Regions from separate parts of the Homo sapiens genome. Here regions 1, 2 and 4 are each linked to region 3. Evidence: read pairs that join two places in POLR2A ChIA-PET (ENCODE). Cell type or tissue: OCI-LY7. All regions are shown on one strand. Links, peaks and the distances in the headings refer to the core of each region. The heading gives the core; the rest is flanking DNA. Region 1 overlaps MAD2L1 (mitotic arrest deficient 2 like 1). Region 2 overlaps PRDM5 (PR/SET domain 5). Region 3 overlaps MAD2L1-DT (MAD2L1 divergent transcript). Region 4 has its middle 28 kb from the start of NDNF.

The links. Peaks named below come from ENCODE experiments on the same cell type or tissue, not always from the same donor. Only the 100,000 strongest peaks of a DNase experiment are listed, where the experiment ranks them.
Region 1: POLR2A ChIA-PET joins it to region 3 with 6 read pairs; 2 of 35 experiments call an interaction of 5 or more read pairs at or near these places.
Region 2: POLR2A ChIA-PET joins it to region 3 with 5 read pairs; 1 of 35 experiments calls an interaction of 5 or more read pairs at or near these places.
Region 4: POLR2A ChIA-PET joins it to region 3 with 8 read pairs; 2 of 35 experiments call an interaction of 5 or more read pairs at or near these places.

What each region holds. Positions count from the first base shown.
Region 1 is chr4:120,054,555-120,059,235 of GRCh38, reverse strand. It overlaps MAD2L1 (mitotic arrest deficient 2 like 1), which reads left to right. Exons shown (of 5, transcript NM_002358.4): 5 at 1-3,613. Among named protein-coding and RNA genes, the nearest start is that of MAD2L1, 10 kb to the left of the region's middle. In OCI-LY7, for the core only: a CTCF peak has its summit at 2,773 (motif pointing right); no DNase peak of the experiment used is centred there.
Region 2 is chr4:120,747,430-120,752,110 of GRCh38, reverse strand. All of the region lies in intron 14 of PRDM5 (PR/SET domain 5), which reads left to right. Among named protein-coding and RNA genes, the nearest start is that of PRDM5, 170 kb to the left of the region's middle. RefSeq lists an enhancer at 2,672-2,721. In OCI-LY7, for the core only: a CTCF peak has its summit at 2,680; DNase peaks (open chromatin) are centred at 1,780 and 2,470; H3K4me3 peaks cover 1,819 bases; H3K27ac peaks cover 2,500 bases.
Region 3 is chr4:120,129,110-120,133,790 of GRCh38, reverse strand. The region is part of intron 2 of MAD2L1-DT (MAD2L1 divergent transcript); the gene reads right to left. Among named protein-coding and RNA genes, the nearest start is that of MAD2L1-DT, 64 kb to the right of the region's middle. In OCI-LY7, for the core only: no CTCF peak of the experiment used is centred there; DNase peaks (open chromatin) are centred at 2,480 and 2,800; H3K4me3 peaks cover 1,751 bases; H3K27ac peaks cover 2,500 bases.
Region 4 is chr4:121,098,144-121,102,824 of GRCh38, reverse strand. No RefSeq gene overlaps it. Among named protein-coding and RNA genes, the nearest start is that of NDNF, 28 kb to the right of the region's middle. In OCI-LY7, for the core only: no CTCF peak of the experiment used is centred there; no DNase peak of the experiment used is centred there.

The sequences.
Region 1 (4,681 bases), core at 1,005-3,504, 74 kb after region 3:
AAGGCTATTACTTCATCATTGTGAAAAGATAAATGTCCTTTGGAATTAGTCCAACAATTCCAGTTGAACAAGTGTTGATTTTAGTACTTTACTATACTCTTAGCCTTATTGTCAGCCTACTTTTCCTTATATACTTAAATACTATGCTTATTCCTGTGCTTTCATTAATACCCTCATCTGGTACATGCTTTCTATCCAGTTCTCACCTGTTTTTCCAAGGTCAGTTTAAGGCAGATTTGTAAAGTCTTCTCTAATCTCTAATCTAAATCTGACCTCATTTTGTAAAAATTCAGTTTATTAATGTTTATTATTAGACACTAAGTTCTTTATGTGTATTAACTTATTTAACCTTCACTATTTTTAAGTAATTGCACATAGTCTGAATCTGTTCATTCAGAAATTACATATTGAGCAAATACTGTGGATCAGTGGCAGTTTCTGGGTTCTCAGTGACAAATTTGTAGACTCTTCATATCTTTATGGAATAAGTGGACCACTGGTGTTACCAACCTAGATGATTTCAAGAAAAGTGGCAATTAAATGCTTCATTTGTATTTTAACTATTTGAGAAGTCAGACTAAATTCTGCGAAATCACTTTTCCCCCCCAAGATGGAGTCTTATTCTGTCGCCCAGGCTGGAGTACAGTGACGCAGCTCAGCTCACTACAGCCTCTGCCTCCCGGATTCCAGCCATTCTTCCGTCTCAGCCTCCTGAGTAGCTGGGATTACAGGCACGTGCCACCACACCTGGCTAATTTTTATATTTTTAGTAGAGAGAGGGTTTCACCATGTTGGCCAGGCTAGTCTTGAACTCCTGACCTCATGATCTGCCCGCCTTGACCTCACAAAGCATTGGGATTACAGGCGTGAGCCACTGCGCCCGGCTGAAATCACATTTTTAAAGGTTGTGTGTATACTCTGGTCATTTCAACTCAGCTACCAATATTAACAGGATTAAATTCTTAGATTTTTGTATCATTTGCATGCTACTATTTACTCTGAGGTTTCTGGAGAGCTAGTCATGATGAGTCATTTTACCCCTTACAGATTATATAATCAATTAAGAAATACACATTTTGGGCTGGGCGCAGTGGCTCGCGCCTGTAATCCCAGCACTTTGGGAGGCCGAGGCAGGTGGATCACGAGATCAGGAGTTTGAGACCAGCCTGGCCAAGATGGTCAAACCCCGTCTCTACTAAAAATATAAAAATTAGCTGGGCGTGGTGGCGGGCGCATCTCAGCTACTTGGGAGGCTGAGGCAGGAGAAATCGCTTGAACCCATGAGGTGGAGGTTGCGGTGAGCCAAGACCGTGCCACTGTACTCTAGCCTGGGCGACAGAGCAAGGCTCCATCTCAAAAAATAATAAATAAAAAAGAAATACACATTTTGGAGCTGAGTGGGAGCCAAACTATGAGTTTTATTGAGGTGAAGCTATACTGGAAAAGCTTTGCCCTGTAGCTCCAAGTGGACTGTCCCATCCTCTTTCTAGACCTTGAGGCTTACCTCAGGAGGATGATGTTTAAATCAACAGCTGAAAGACTTGTGAGTGGTTTCTACACCATGTTAAAGAGAAGGTTCTAAGACAGCATGATAGGCCTCTAGGCCTGGCCTGGACTCTGGCTCAGTGTTGCTTACCATATGTAGAGGATGAACAGAGGTTAAGCCCATCAAGGTCTGAAGTAGAGCCCAGGAGGAACTGAACTGTATCTGGCTTTCAGGATCCTTTTCCCAGTGTCATCAATCAGAGAAGTCAAACCTCTGTGAGAATGCTTGTGCAGAGGTATAACAGTCTCATGTATTGGTTGGCTTTTGCTGCACCTTTCTCATTCTGTTGGAGGGACATTGGTTAGTCAGGACTCTGAAGGCCAGCTTTTTCACACTGACCAAAGCAAGTGAAGGTCAAGCCTAACTTTAATGGGACCAGGAAGTATACTCCTCCCATGGAGGTGGTGGGAATGGCACCGAGAAGTTTGATGACAGTTATCTAATGGACTAGAGGTTGGCAAACTTTCTGTAAATGGCCAGGTAGTAAATAGTTCTGCTTTTGAAGGCATATGGTCTCTTGCACCTACTCGAGGCTGAAAGCAGCTATAGACAATACATAAATGAATGAGCGTGAGTGTGTTCCAATAAGAAAAAAACATGGCTGTTTGCTTCGGCCCCAGGGTTGTAGCTTACCAGTCCTGTAACAGATCACAGTTTGCTCTTTTGGTCACAAATACTTGAACCCCTCCCTAGTTCAGAGCATTTGATACCGTAATATTTAAAGCTCACTTGTAAAACATCGTTTGTTGCCTCCATCCATAGTATCTCAAACAGAATGTCTCTCCCAAATATACCTAAATTCCATATTCTCTGAAGCACAACCAGCTATTTTCTTGACATACTTCCTAACACACCCCACAGTTCACAATTTGATCTGAAAACTTGTTAAGGGAGGTTCTTTGGCATGTGATGCCATAAAAAGAGAGGTATGGGCTCTCCTTTAAAAAAGAGACCCTTTTTATGAGACTCACAATAGGATAAAGAGCCCATGCCTATTTTTAATCATTTTTTCACTATATAGACATGCATGCTGAAAAATGTTTTTATTAGTATAATGCTAATTATACTGACTTCCTATATATTTTAGCATATAGATTCAAAGATTATTAGCACAATAAGGTAGATAACTTCATAGACCATTTCTTCATCTTGTTTTCATTTAGTATGTAAAATTTATCTAAAATTTACATGAAAGATCAGAATAGCTATGTAATGCTACTTTGTAACTCTTATATTTTCCACCAGATGTCACTAATGCTGTAATATTCAAATTAAGATGACTTTCTTTTGGTTCTAAAGGCTGTAAGCTTATTGGAAAAGCAAGGTTACTCAGCATTGGAATTCCTGGCAACAAATATATAAATACATTAGGGGAATAAACACTTAGCATTTATTATTTACTAGTCACTTCACATGAATTTTTATTTAATTCTCATGCTTTTGTGCACAAGTAAAACTGGGGGTCAATGGGCATGCAAATTGTGTCGTGGTTTTTGAAGTTTAGTGGTCTCTCCTATCCCTGGCCAAGGAAGTATGCAAATTGTATTGTGGTTTTTGAAGTTTAGGTGATCTCTTCCTTCTATCCCTAGCCAAGGAAGTTCATCCTGACTCCCCAACAAGCATATCAAAAGGAGTGTTTCGTCACCTTTTTCCTCTTACCCTTTACATCCTTTTAGCAATAAAGTGTTCAGAACAAACTGGTTTTCCTTTACTGTGCTTTGCAAAACTTATTCATGTTTTATTGGGTGACTTTGTATTTACACTTTCCTCAGATAGTCTGTTGTCAGATGACTTTGACCAATGATTGGGAGGAACCAAATACAGAGGATTTTATCCTATGCCTAATCTATATTGTCTACAGAGTAAATCAGGTATGAATTTGTGAACAGTAATGAAACAATTTTCCAACTAATCAGAAGAATTGTTTGTTAAGTAACCTTAATTACTCAGTTTTTGGTGAATTGTTTGCGGCTTAACTTGTAAATAATTTCTTATTCTTTTTTTAAATGTATGAAATATTTCTAGTTATTTTGTTCAATGTGACTGATAAAAGTTTATATTGGAATAGCTGTGAAATGGAAACTGTCTACTCAATTTTAAATTTTATTAGTTATATATTTTTAAAAATAGATCTTTTAGAGATATTTCCATTCTTCATAATTATGACTTTTAAAGCCAGCAGTATTCACTGAGGCTAAAAAAAAAAAAAAAAACAAACGTAGTTGGGCAAGCTACTTAATCTTCATTAGAGTTGACAATTCTGTTCCAATCTGGCAAAAACATTGTAGCCCTAGCAACAAGACTATTAGAAAAGGCCTAGAGTGAAAAATGTCAGAGTTGACCCTCTGATTACACAAGTTGGTTTATGTTACCATGTCACCTATTTTTGTCCTCCACCATGTGATCTATTTTTATACCAGAGAAACATAATATAGTTACATTTACTTGTACAAAGCCCATTTCATCTACATTTATCTGCACCATTTTGCTATGCAAGCTTGTTTGCACAAAGGAACTTACATGAGATCAAAATCTTATTTTCTTGGAATTTTATCTGTGTGGAAAAAGGCATCCCAAATATAAGCTGGACCACCCATAGTCCATTTCCTTGCAAGGGAAAGAGTCCAAACACTTTAAAAAACTTTCTAGATATGGACATATCTAGTGGATGCCTAGACATGGATATGAATTTCTTTCTGAAATGGCAGTCTCACTGACCAAGTACAGATGCTAGTGGTTTTAAAGATTGGGTCTGTGATGTGCAAAATATTTCATATCTAACATGCAGTTATTGGATCACTGTGTTCACACTCATAAGAGTCAGTACAGCTCTTTAAAAACAGGCTGTAAAGCTTACAGCCTCCAAGTCTAGGAAAGGAAATTCATGGGTATTGATCATCTACTGTATGCCAGGCACCACTGAAGTGCTTTACATCTGTTCAGCTGACTCCTAAATGAATGGAGGTTGGGGTTAGTGGGGAAATGGAAGACTTGGGCCACAAGCTGTGGTCTTAGAAACTGATGATGGGACATGGGGAGAGCCATGAGATAAAGGAAATTAAGTCTGAGTTCCAAATGAGGAGTCCTCTGGAGCAAGGAACAGCCCCCAAACCTCAATTTAGGGCTGTGAGGGAG
Region 2 (4,681 bases), core at 1,416-3,915, 620 kb before region 3:
AAGGTCATATTTTCCCAGTATTATTTGCATTTTGTAAGACTCCATTCAAAAAAGATACTATTACATTTGGGCCATAACACATTTCAGTTTCAATTTTGCATTCACATTACATGAGCATTTAGATAGCTCTAATTCCCAGACATTTTTGGTCCTATTTTAAAAGTTTTTAATTCCATTTTAACAACAACAGAAAAAAAATAAGCTATCTAATTCAGTAAGGTACATCTTTAGGAAGTTTTGGTAAGACAACCCAAGATGCTGTGTCAGGCCTATACCCCCAGGTTTACATTCTATGGTGACTGCACGAATGCTTTCCAAAAGGAACACAAAGCCATTTACTCTCTGGTTATTGCCTATAGGGTGCAGTAAGAGCCCCAGATGTGGGAGATAATTTTGCCAAAATCCAATTAATCATTGACCTTTCATGGAGAGACCAGGGTTTGAGGTGAAGGCTGGTGGATTTTATTTCCTTCAGTATATTCTCTTTATATTTGGTTTTCAGCTTCTACTGTGTTGTACCTAGTTGTGTTTTTCATTGTATTTTTGCAGCTTAGATCTGTAGTCTGCTATCTTTAGTTAAATTTCAGAAAATTCTTGGCCATTTTTTTTTCAACTTTGTTTTGTCCCTTTCTTTCTGTCTTCTTATGGGACACCAGTTACACATGTTAGACTATTTGATACTGTTCCAGAGCTCTTGAGTGCCGTATTCAATTTTTGTTTCATTTGCATTTTTAAAAAAATCTCGGTGTTTTTCTCTGTTTCTAATTTCTATTGATATTTTCAATTTCATTGATTTTTCTACCTCTGTTGTGCTCAGTCTGCCTATTGAAGGAGTGCATTTTTGATATTATGTTTTTCATCTCTAGCATTTTCACTTGGATTTTTAAAAATAGTTTCCATAAGGCCTGGCACAGTGGCTCATTCCTGTATTTCCAGCACTTTGGGAGGCTGAGGTGCGAGGATTGCTTGAGGCCAGGAGTTCAAGGCTGCAGTGAGCTATGACTGTGCCACTGCACTTCAGCCTAAATGACAGGGTAAGACCCTGTAAGACTCAGTTCAAAACAGATACTATTACACTTGGGCCATAACACATTTCAGTTTCAAATTTGCATTTAAAAATAAATAAATAGATAGATAAGAAAATAAATAGTTTCTGTATTTCTGTTGAAATTGCCCATTTTTTCATCTGTGTGGCCCACCTTTTTCACTAGATTCTTTGACATATTAATTGTAATTATTTTAAATTCTTTCTTTGGTATTTCCACCATCAGGGCCATCTGTGAATCTCATTGTTTTGACTATTCTATCTCTTGATAATGAGTGGGAAGGTTGCAGGAGTTTGCTTTTCAAGTGTAACATAATTTTTGATTGAATGTCTGTTTTGTGTGCGCGTGTGTGTGTGTGTGTGTGTGTGTGTGTGTGTAAAAGAAACTAAGTCTCTAAGTCTAGGAGACTAAAGTAAATACTGCTTATGCCTGGAAATAGGTATACTTCTTCTGCTAGGCCGTTAATGTGATTGAGGGCTTGAGTCAGTTTGGTCAATGGCTAAGCTAGGTTTGGGGTTTGTTGTTGCTGTAAGCTTCTCCAGGGGGTGGGCTGCTGCTGCTGTGTTCTTCATGCGAGGCCTGGACGCTCAGCAGGCTTTTCTTAAGGATCCTTCCTCACCATCAGGTTTTGGCAGATCCTGTGTACCTTTGCCACAGAACATGTTTCTCTCTCTCTGCCTTTGTCCCGCCACTGGCAGTAGCCCGCTGGTGCTTGTTACTAGGCACAAGACTTAAGTAGGCCAGAGGGCTTTCCTGGGGCCCCTGCTCTAGCATTAGTTGGGCAGGTGCTCTGCACTTGAGTCTCAGGGTTGTGGGTTTATCAGCATTTCTGCCTCTACCCTAGTGTTAGGTGGCCCCTGCTTCTGACACCACTCAGGGTCAGCGGCAGTGTCCTAACCACTAGCTACATGTGGCTATCAAAATTTAAATTTTAATTAAATCCAATTAAATGCAATTAAAAATTTACTTTTTCAGTCATATTAGCCACTTTCAGGTGCTCTATAGGCACATGTGTCTGGTGACTACTGTATTCTGTAGCACAGATACAGGACATTATGGTCACCACAGAAAGCTCTGTTGGACAGCACAGGCCTAGAGGGTGGATGGTTTCCTGGCCCTACTGGCTGTGGCAGGTGAGCTCCACCTCATATCTTTAGAGTAGAAGGTTTGGGGCATGAGAAAGAGGTTTCTGCCCCTCTTCCCGCAGCAGCAGACCTCTCCTGTGGATCACTGGGGTTCTTGGGCAAGAGCAGGTTTTCTGCCCCTCCCCTTGGTGTCAGTGCAGGATACGTAGTCAGGTTCTGTCTCTCTCCAGAGGCCACGGGTCATTGCCTGGAACAGAACACCTGCGAGTTTCATGTTCCACCCCCAGCAGCTGGTAGCTTTTGCCTCCTGTCAAAGCAGAGTGACATATGGGACGTGGCAGGTGTCTCCCTCCTCACTCAGAGGCAGAAGGCTTTTGTTTCCTGTGTGAGGCAGGTCTGTGGCCTGGGTGGTTTTTGCTGCTCCCTGGCAGCCACTGCTCATCACCTTGTATTCATGCAGCACAGGGACAGAAAGCAGATGGGTTCCTTCAAGTACTCCTACTCCACCCTCGGACCTTGTCTGTGCCACCTGGGGGCTCTCTAAGGTATCCTGCCCTGCCTCTAATCTTTCTTACGAACCCTGATGGAGCCAGTGGAAAACAGATGAGTGGCTGTGGACTTTCCATGTGCCAGGGCCCCCAGGTTTCTAACCTAAATGCTAGTCCACAATCCTTAAGGAATTAACCATCACTTGTTTTCTTCCTACCCATTTTGTGACGGGTTCTCTCTTGCTCTGACAAAGGTGAGACTATTCTGTGTTCCATTTTTTTTTTTTGACATTTAGTTCATCTGATTGTTTTGTGACCTTGGCTCACAAAATGTTTCATGACCTTAAGCTTAAAAGAATGACTGTAAATTTTTCAGCTTTTTGTCATTATTAAGTTGGGGGTGATGTTCTTTGTGGCTTTCCACATCCTATGAATAGTGATTTATTTTTAACTGTGTAGGGTTTTTGAGGATAACTTTTCCCACTTAATTCTAGATTAATTTCCTGCCCAGGAGCTGATAAAAGTGGAACTTCTTATATTCCATGTCCAGTTAGCTCCCCCATTCAGTCAGGGAAGCACCCCTATTTAGAGGCCCTATGTGAACTTAGGCCGTTTTGCTATGGTTTCTCTAAAGGGGTTCTGTTTCCTAGGATGCAGTCAGACCCTGGCGGCCTCAGGCAAGCCTCAGCAAACTCACCCTCAGGGCACTGGCATTTGGAGCCATTTCTCATCCCTTTCTAGATCTACCTTTTCCTGTCCCATTCATGGTCTTTGTTCTTTGCTTGTGTGGTGGAGGAGAGAGCTATTTGGAGGGAGCAGGTCCTCTTTTGGGGAATTTTTTTTTTTTTTGAGAGAGAGGGTCTTGCTCTGCTGCCCAGACTGGAGTGTAGTGGTGCAATCATAGTGTACTGCAACCTTGAACTCCTGGGTTCAGTGGTCCTGTAGTCTCAGCCTCCTGAGTAGCTGAGACTACAGGCATGCACCACAATGCCTGGCTGTTTTTAAATTTTTGTGGAGACAGGATCTTGCTATCTTGCCCAGCCTGATCTTGAGCTCCTAGGCTTAGGTGATCTTTTGGTCTCAGCCTCCCAAAGTGTTGGGATTGTAGGTGAGAAATACCACACCTGGCCAAGATTATCTTAGTTTTCACATTGTAGCTTTAAACCAAGATTTGGTTTAAAGATTTGAATTTTTCCAAGGCCTTGGGCCTTGGGGGTACCCCAGGTATGCTGCCAGACCTTTCCCTTCTTATCTCTGTTGTCTTTGTCTCAAAGGTCTGCTTTACCACTCCAAACTACACTGAGGTAGAGAAATGCCAGTTGCTGAACTCTTTGTGTCCAGTGCCTCAAACCCATTTTAGTCTTAGGAACTATGGATCATCTGGAAATTATAGAACTTATGTTTTTATTGCATTAGACACATTGAGCCAAAACAGTCACTCATTGAGTTAGGACACAAGCTCATAAATACCCATTTTATAAACATTAGGTTCAAAAGAAATTGTTGTTTGTAACTGTTTACGATAGAAAACTTCACGTCTCGTATAACCCCTTTTGATTTCAACATGGAAGGCACCTGGGCCAATTAGAAAGTTATTTCAGAAACTCTGCCTTTTGAACACATTTCAAAAACCCAATTAACTTATACAGGTTTCAAGTTTCTAAGATCGCAGTTCTCTCCAGCCTTGTTTGCAGAAACAGCCAAATTAGTTCTTACAAAATTAAAATGGAATTGCCAGTGGTTACAAGTAACAGCAAGTCTGTTATATTGTTTTATATTTTATTAATTTTCTTTCATGAACTTTCTTATCCCTGATCCTCAGATTGTTCAGATGTAGGTCTGGGTTTAACAGACCTGTGCCTTTTGCACTTTGCCTTGACACCATGCAGTGAGACTGTGAGTCTCTGAGTCCAAACGAGGGTGGGTATCTCAGAGTTCCTAGGTATCAGACGCTTTTGAATTTATCTAGAGGGTTTGGGTGGTCTATTGATGTAGGATTTGAAAATTATCCCCCCAAAAATTTATTTATTTATTTTTTAATTTTTTATTTTTTTATTATTAT
Region 3 (4,681 bases), core at 1,245-3,744:
CAGAACACTCAGGGAAAATAAATTATTTTTCCTCCCCAAATACTTTCTATCATACAATTATGAAACCCAAAACAGCATGATGTCAAAATTATCAACATTTATAGGACTTTTAAGGAAACAAAAATGCATCTAAATTTCCATTGATTTGGTACAAATTAAATTTTATATTTAAAAACATGAAGATAAGAGAATATGCAAGCTTCTAAAAAGAAGCAATGCATGTCTATATCGGTACTCTTAAAAGTGCTTTAGGTTTATAAATCAAGATTGAATTCATGAGGCTAAACACATCAATCCTGAAAAATCCCTAATTTCTTAAGTGCTGTATCAGTCAGTTTTGCTGCATAACAGTTAATCCAAAATCTCAGTGGCCTAAGAAATAAACATTCAATTTTTTCTGATTTTACACATCACTGGCTAAGAGTTAGCTTCCTGGCTCTGGTTGTCTCTGCTCTATGTGTCTCCCCATTCCTGCTCCCAGGCTAAAGAAGCAGCCCTTTCTAAGACATTCTCATAAATACTTGAAAAGAAGAAAAGCAAGAGGCCTAGTTTAAACAAGACATTGCATTTAAAGCTTTTGTTTATATGTGGCATACATTACATTTCACTGGACAAAGTAAGCCACGTGGCCAAGGCCAAATTATGCAATCAGCAGTGATAATGTAATTCTCCTGCTTAGAAGGAGGAAGTGAGTTAATTGTAAATACAATCCACCTCGGTTGCCTTTGTTGGTCACAGATACTCACTTTGTTCACTGTACACACAAAATTTACTTACAGCCACATGGAAGACATCCTAAAAGTTTCAACAAATCCAAACATCAGCCTTGAAAGTTCATGATCTTATTGCCATCAGATCCAAATAGCAAATCTTGATCTGGACACATGAACTAAGTAAACAAATTATCTTCTTCATAAGCACCCAACATAAAATGGTAGAGAAGAGGCAGAATAAACACATAAACATTCCGATTTGAATGTGAAATTAAAAAAAAAAAGGAAAACAGAAAACTCATAGTAGGTAGCAGTTCTGAAATCCCACTGGGCAAACGTGCTGGCCTTGGGGATAGAGGAAACTACTTTGATTAAGAGTCTTTGATTAGGGGTCTGCAACTTGAATTAACTTTCCAGAGAATATTCTCCAGGGTTACAGGCACCAGCCTCTTTCTTCCTTGTTCTTTGCCCTCCGTTGCCAAATCTAAAAAAAGTTATAAAATATTCCTTTCTTGGGCTGAGCAGCTTTTTTGACTATCTTATCCTCAGAAAGTTGAGTGTAGGCAAGACTTTTTAAGCTATAAAAAGCCACACACTCTTCTATTTTTGGCAATACTCCTGGCATTAAAACTTTTTAAAATTTTAACTTTTCTCTTTTTTAATGTCCATTTGATCTGTTCTCCTCTATATACTAATAGACTCACTCTCTATTCTTTTACAAATCTGTCTCTCTCTCTCTCTAAACTTGATTACAGGTATTTGAGCTTATCAGACTTCATGAGATTATTCCTTTGATTTTCTTTTCCCACCCAAGCCATTTTGTCCAACTGGAACGATTTACTGAGAAACGGCTTAATCCAATCAGGTTTTGTGCACAGGCTATTAACTTGGTCTTTGTCCCTAAAATGAGTCTTATTCTGAGTCTTAATTAGCCTTTGCAGCTCAAAATATTTATCATTTCACCAGTTAGAGATGAGAAACAGTTTGGTTTTGCAGCCCTGCAAATCCTGGAGTTTCTCAGCTCTTTAGTCTTCTTTTCATCTCCTGTGTTAAACAACTCACTTATTTTTGTACTCATTCTTTTTCTTGTATTATCAAATGCAGTTTCTAACAACTAATTCACATTAGTAACATTTCAAATCCTCTTTACTGGAAGCCTTCAGTACATGATACATGTGTTGCCCAAAATATTTTGCTGCTGCATAAAATGTGTCACCCATTTTCTAGCCTTTAATAAGTTTTCTCACTGCTAGCTGTCTCTGGCCCCCAAAATCGATGCCATATATTTTAAGTTTTTTATTATGATAACACTCCACTTCTAAGTATCAAATTCTATACTGTTCAGCCTTCTACATAACAATCTTGAAATCCCAAGGGCTTACAAAAACAGGCATTTTGTTCTTGTTTGTGTTTTGTGTTTCATCTAGGCAGTTATTAGATGTATGCAGCTACGGGGGCTCTGCTTAACTCAGCTCTATAGGTTTTTTTACTCACGTAAGCTGAAGTGTGGAGCACACCCATTTATGGAGCTGAGAAGAAAACCAAGATGCTAAGCTAACCCTTAGAATTTCATTTAAAGCCTCTTATTGCAGGTAGCATAGTTATAGCTGTTCACATTGCAATGGCCAGAGAAATTACATGGTTAAATTCAAAAAGGAGGGGAAACATACACCTTCCACAACAGGAAGCAGGGAACTGCTGTGGCAATAAGCTGGGAGAGATAAACTGTATATAAGAAAAGGGCATCATGTATAATTGCGAACAGTAACACCACCTGCCAAAAGTGCAGTTTAACAATGTTTTCGAATGCTCTATGATGCAAACATCCCCCATAAAAAATAGTAAAAATAAGACTGTACACTCATAACACTTTCCCAGAAAAGCAAATGATTTATTCACCTTCAAAAATAAACTATAATTTCAAAAATGGCATTGGGTCTTGTCTTAAATTTCTATCATTAGTTGGCATCATTTTAGAAGCTATTTCTCTGCATAAGAAAACCTATTCTATCTTAATCAGACCAGCTCAGAGCAGCTGTGACTATAATTACCCTTATTTGCAACAATCTCTGACACACACCTGGAAGACTAGGGCCACCCAGCAAGAAACAGGAAGAAGTTCAGAAGCCAAATCTCTGTCATTCCTGTTCATTTGTGTCTCTATGGTTATTGCTGTCATTACCAATACGGGCACTGCAGTAAGACACACCAAGACCTCCGAGGCCAGCCAGTGGCTGGGATATAACAGGCATCTGTAACTACACCTTGTTGAATTAGCTAACATTATCAGGGCACTGGGATAGAATATTTAAATGGACTTCACTATAATGCCAATCTGAAGTTTGGAGTAGATAAGCCACATATTTCTACACATGGCCCTCACTCAGCAGCCCCTTTCTCTCCCAAACCATTGCCTGAAAACCAAGTTACAAGGTGATGTTGTTTACTTTCTAAAACAATTCACTCTGAGACAGACTTGAGGCCAGGCGCGGTGGCTCATGCCTGTAATCCCAGCACTTTGGGAGGCCGAGGCGGGTGGATCACGAGGTCAGGAGATCGAGACCATCCTGGCTAACACAGTGAAACCCCGTCTCTACTAAAAATACCAAAAAAAAAAAAAAAAAATTAGCCTGGCATGGTGGCGGGCGCCTGTAGTCCCAGCTACTCGGGAGGCTGAGGCATGAGAATGGCATGAACCCGGGAGGCGGAGCTTGCAGTGAGCCGAGATGGCACCACTGCACTCCAGCCTGGGCGACAGAGCAAGACTCCATCTCAAAAAAAAAAAAAAAAAAAAAAAAAAAAGACTTGCTTTGATCCTTTTAAGGGATATTTCATTTTAAAGGAGAAAATATTTTTATCCAAAAATATTTTTCTGGTGGATGGGAATTTTTTTTGTGAAAGAGAGCTGCTTTTTCCTCCCCAATTTCAGAGTTCTGTCCCATCAACTTACTACCACAGTAGTGTAGTTTTCTGTCTCAAAGACATGGTACATGAGGTTCTTCTCTCTGGAACAGTCTCTTCCACACACCACATACCAAACTTGCTCCTGTAGTTAATTCTTCATTGTCTTTTAAAGCTGAGCCCAAGGACGATTTCATGGCCCTCTAGATCTCCTTATGACCTTCTGATAGAGACTTTCATAGAAACATGAACTTCTTTATAACACTGACAACATTTGAAAATTTAAAATTATCCCTGTAATTGGTTACTGGTCGATTGTCTTGCCAACTAGCATTTTAGCTCCATAAGAGCAAAGACCATATCTAACTTCTTCCCAACTCTATCTCTAGTGCTTATCCTATTACATATTGAATATATATCATAAATATTTGTTGACTATATGCATGTATATATGACCAAATAAATAAATAGGAATTTGAAGCTCTCATTATATAATCCCTCTTTTTAAAGACAGCAGTGACTTTCTATATAGTCTCTCAAAGGAGTAAAGAATGCAGAAAAGCTCCTAGGTGCTTTTTTACTTCCTTTCTGAATTCATCTGCTCTGCCATCTCTTGGTGGACTCTTCCAGTTGGCCTGGTATAGTATATTCCCAGAGTATTTTTTTAAAGCCTTTAGCACTTTATGACCACCCACAACTATCTATGTCCTGAGAAATTCCTCTAGTCACATGATTTCATGTTATCTTGTGTGTTTGTGTGTGTGTGATTTAGAAACCATGTCCTAATTCATTTAGGACATGATTATTTAAGAGAAACAAATAGAAGGTGAGGGGTTTTTTTTAAATATTATAATCTAGGAGGTATTGAAAATGATGTCATTCCCTAATGATCTCATTCATGATGGGATTGTGAAGTGGACTATGACAATGAAAACATTTCTGTGAGAACTTCCAAAGCCATCTGGCAAGCACAGAGCCTATATTTTTAAAGTGATAGCTTAGTTTCTAAATATAATGGGCCAGGACTTGATGTCAAATAAGTGGGAAAGTAAACATAAAAGACAGCA
Region 4 (4,681 bases), core at 745-3,244, 970 kb before region 3:
TGATACCAAAACCAGACCAAGACTATAAGATAAGAAAAATACGGAGCAGTATCCCTGATTAACACAGATGCAAACATCTTGAATAAAATATTAGCAAACCAAATTCAACAGCACATTAAAAGGATTATACACCATGACCAAGTGGAATTTACACCTGCAATGAAAGAATGGTAACAAATATGCAAATTAATCAATGTGATACACCACATTAACAAAATGAAAGAATAAAACCACACTTTCTGATTTCAAAATGTATTATAAAGCTATAATAATCAAAGCAGTAGATGCAGAAAAAGCATTTAACAGACATTTGCGATTAAAACTCCCAACAAAATAAGAATAGAAGAAACTTAACACAACAAAAGCCATATATGGAAAGTACAGAGCTAACATCATAATTAATGGGAAAAATCTGAAAGCTTTCCCTCCAAGATTCATTCCAAGGCCAAGATGCCCACTGTCATCACTTCTATTTAATATATTACTGGAAATCCTAGCCAGAGCGATTAGACAAAGAAAAGAGATAAAAGTCCTCCAAATCAGAAAGGAAGAAGTAAAATTATCCCTGTTTGCAGATGACATGATTATATGTGCAGAAAACCCTAAAGATTCAACAGAAAAACTATTAGAACTAATATACGAATTCAGTAAAGTTACAGTATACAAAGTCAACATACAAAGATTAGTTGTATTTCCATATACAAACAAGGAACTTTCTAAAAGAAAATTAAGAAAGCAATCCCATTCACAATAGAAACAAAAAATGAAATACTTAGGAATAAACTTAATCATAAAGGTGAAAGACTTTCACATTGAAAATTATAAATCACTAATGAAGGAAATTAAAGACACAAATAAATTGAAAGACATGCTGTGTTTGTGGATTGGAAAAAAATCACATTGTGAAAATATTCATACCTTCCAAAGCATTCTACAGATTCATTGCTATCTCTATCAAAATTTCAATGACATTTTTCACAGAAATAGAAAAAACATCCTAACATGTATATAGAACCACAAAAGAACCTGAACAGCCAAAGAATTCTTGAGCAAAAAGAACAAAGTTGGAGGCATCACATTTTCTGATTTCAAAATATATTACAAAGCTATAGTAATCAAAACAACATTGTACTGGCATAAAAACAAACTTACAAATCAATGGAACAGAATAGAGAGGGCAAAAATAAATCCATACATCTAAGGTCAACTACAATGACCGTAGATGATTTCACTGTGGTGCCAAGAACACACAATGGGTGTCTTAGTTCATTTGTGCTGCTATAACAAACTACAGACTGAGTAGTTATAAAGAATAGAAATTTATTTCTCATAGTTCTAGATGCTGTGACCTCCAAGATCAAGGTGCCAGTAGGTTCTTTTTCTGTTGAGGGTTTGGTCCCTACTTCCAAGATGACATCTTGAACTCTGTGTCTTTTGGGGTGTAGGAGGAGAAATAATGTGTTCTCACATGGAAGAAGGTGGAAGGGCAAAAGAGAAGAACTCCCTCCATTAAGACCTTTAGTAGGGGCACTATATCCCATTCATAAGACCTTCACTCTCATGACTTAATGATCTCCTGCAAGGCCCACCTCTTAATATTACTACATTGATGTCTCAGCTCATTTTCTGTTGCTTATAACAATATCTGAAACTGGGTAATTTATAAAGAAAAACAATTTGTTTCTTTCAGTCATAGAAGCTGAGAGTCCAAGGTTGAGGGGCTGTATCTGGTGAGAGCTTCTTGCTGGTAGAGACTCTCTGAATAGTCCTGACATGGTACAAGATATCACATGGTGAGGAGGATAAGCATGTTAACATGCTAGCTAAAGTCTCTCTGTCTTTTCTTATAAACCATCAGTTTCCCTGACCCCATGAAAACCTATTAATCCATTAACTCATTAATCCATGAACCCTAATCATCTAATTACCTTTTAAAAGCTTCACCTTTCAATACTCTCACATTTGGGGATTAACTTTCAACATTAATTTTGGAGGGGACATCAATATTTAATAGCAATAGGGAAAAAATAGTCTCTTCAATAAATGATGTTGGGAAAACTGGATATCCCTATGCAGAAGAATGAAATTGGATCCTTACCTCACACCATGCATAAAAATCATCTTAAAATAGATTAAAAAATTAAAGATAAGAACAAAAACCATAAGACTACTTGAAAAAAGCATAGAGAAAAAGCTTCTTGACATGAGTCCAGGCAATAATTTTCTGAGAGATGACACCAAAACCACAGGTAACAAAAGCAAAAATAGACAAGTGGAATTGCATCAAACTTAAAAGCTCCTGCACAGCAAAGGAAACAATCAATATAGCGAAAAGGCAACCTAAAGAATGGAAGAAAATATTTGCAAACTGTATATCTGATAAAGGGTTAATATAAAAAAATTTATGACACTTAATGGCAAAAACAGCAACAAACAATACAATTAAAACACGGGCTAAGGACCTAAATAGATATTTCTCAAAGTATGACATACAAATAGCCAAAGTTATATGAAAAAGTGCTCAACATCACTAAACAGAGAAATGCAAATCAAAACCACAATGAGATATCACCTCACACCTGTTAGAATGGCTGTTATTAAAAAACAAAAGATAACATGTGTTGGCAAGGATGTGGAACAAGAGGAATACTTGTTCACTGTTTATGGGAATGCAAATTAGTACAGTGACTATGGAAAACAGTGTGGAAGTTTTACAAAAAAAAAAAATAGAATAACCATATGATCAAATAATCCCAATTCTGGGTATATGTCTAAAGGAAGTAAAATCAGTATATTGATGAGATACCTGCAGGCTCCTATTTGCAGCTGTATTCACAATAGCCAAGACATGGAATCAACCTAAGTGTCTGTTGATGGACGAATGGATAAAGAAAACTTAGTATACATGTATAATGGAATATTATTCAGTCTTTAAAAAGAAGGAAATTCTGTCACTTGCAACAACATGGATGAACATGGAAGATATTATGCTAACTGAAATAAGCCAGAAACAGAAAGGGGAATACTGCATAATCTCACTTATTTGTGAAATCCGATAAGTCAAATTCATGGGAGCAGAGAGTAGAATGGTAATTTACAGGGTCTGGGTATTGGGGAAAATTGGGGAGATGTTGGTTAAAGGGTACAAAGGTTTAATTATTTGTGATGACAAGTTCTGGAGATCTTACAACATTATGGTGACTATGGTTTAAAATACTGTATTTTATACTTGAAATTTGCTAAAAGAGTTGATCTTAAGTTTTCTCACCAAACACACACAAAATTATAACTATGGGAGATGATGGATATGTTAGTTTGCTTTATTATGGTAATCATTCATATTGTACATGTATATTAAAGCATCACATTGTATACCTAAAATATATACAATTTTTATTTGTCAAGTGTACTTTAATACACCCAGAAAAAGAGAGAAAGAAACTAGAGTGTCCCAGAATCAAGTTTCAACTGTCACTGTTGTGTGCCAGCCTTAATAAAATAATATCATTTCTGCAAATAGAGGAAGGGTTTCCTATTACCCCATTTGGAGCAACTTTGGAAATTCTCTTTGAAATGACTTGACAGGCACTTTCCCACATTACCTGATAACACATTACAATTTCATTGGACTGAAGGTACCACAGTAAAATGGTTTGTCTCATTATCTGTAGGTTACATATCATTGTTTTCATACTAAAATGGAAAAGTGATACATATTATTCACAAACTTGTAATTTTTTCAACTTTTTAGAGTGCATTTCTGTGTACGTTGTTGAGTGAGCCTTCATAAACCTTAAAGTCTGGCAGGAAATAATTTTACTAATGAAGTAAAAAATATAAAGAACTTCACTCCTTTTTAAGGCTCAATAATCTTTCACTGTATGTATACACTTCATTTTGTTTCTCCATTCTTCTGTTTATGGACCCTTGGGTCATTTCCACCTTTTAACTACTGGGAATAATATTGCTATGAGCAGAAAAGCCTTTTCCATGTAGAGTAATTCACAGTTTCAACTACTTTCCATGAAGCATTTTTTCATCTGTTCTAAGTATCAGCATTTCATCGTAGGGTTAAAAAGTAGTTTTGCTGTAGAAGTAGAATGAGCCTGGGGTTTGAAGTTAGACAGCAAGTGACCATTTCTGCTTCTATTTCTGTGTGAACTTGGTTCAGTTTCTTCATCTCTTAAATGGATCAATAATAATTTCTGCTGCACACACTGTTGTGAAAATGAATGAGACAATAAAGCAACTAGTGTAGTGTCTGAGGCATTGTGTAGTGCCTGACACGTCGTAAGAGGATAGTAAATGCTAGCCATTAGTAATACTTCCAAATGGCCACATATTTCAACCACAAGACTTAATCTCATCTCAAGCTGCTTCCTTCACCCCATTATCTCACACTGGGGCTTTGTTCCTACTTTTTCCTCTAATGGTTCTTAAGAGTTTTACTTCAATTGCTTACATAGATCACAACACCATTCCCCAGTTTGTTAACCTTTTTAATATTTCATTCTCAAAAAGGTCTATTCTACCAGATTTACCTTTAGATCTGTGTTATAACTTCTATTAGTGAGAATATGTTTTTAGAGGTTAAAGATTATTCATATCTGAATTATTTTGCGGCCCATATAAGAAAAAGTACTGAAATGATAACAACGACATTTGGTAAGACTCTCTCCAT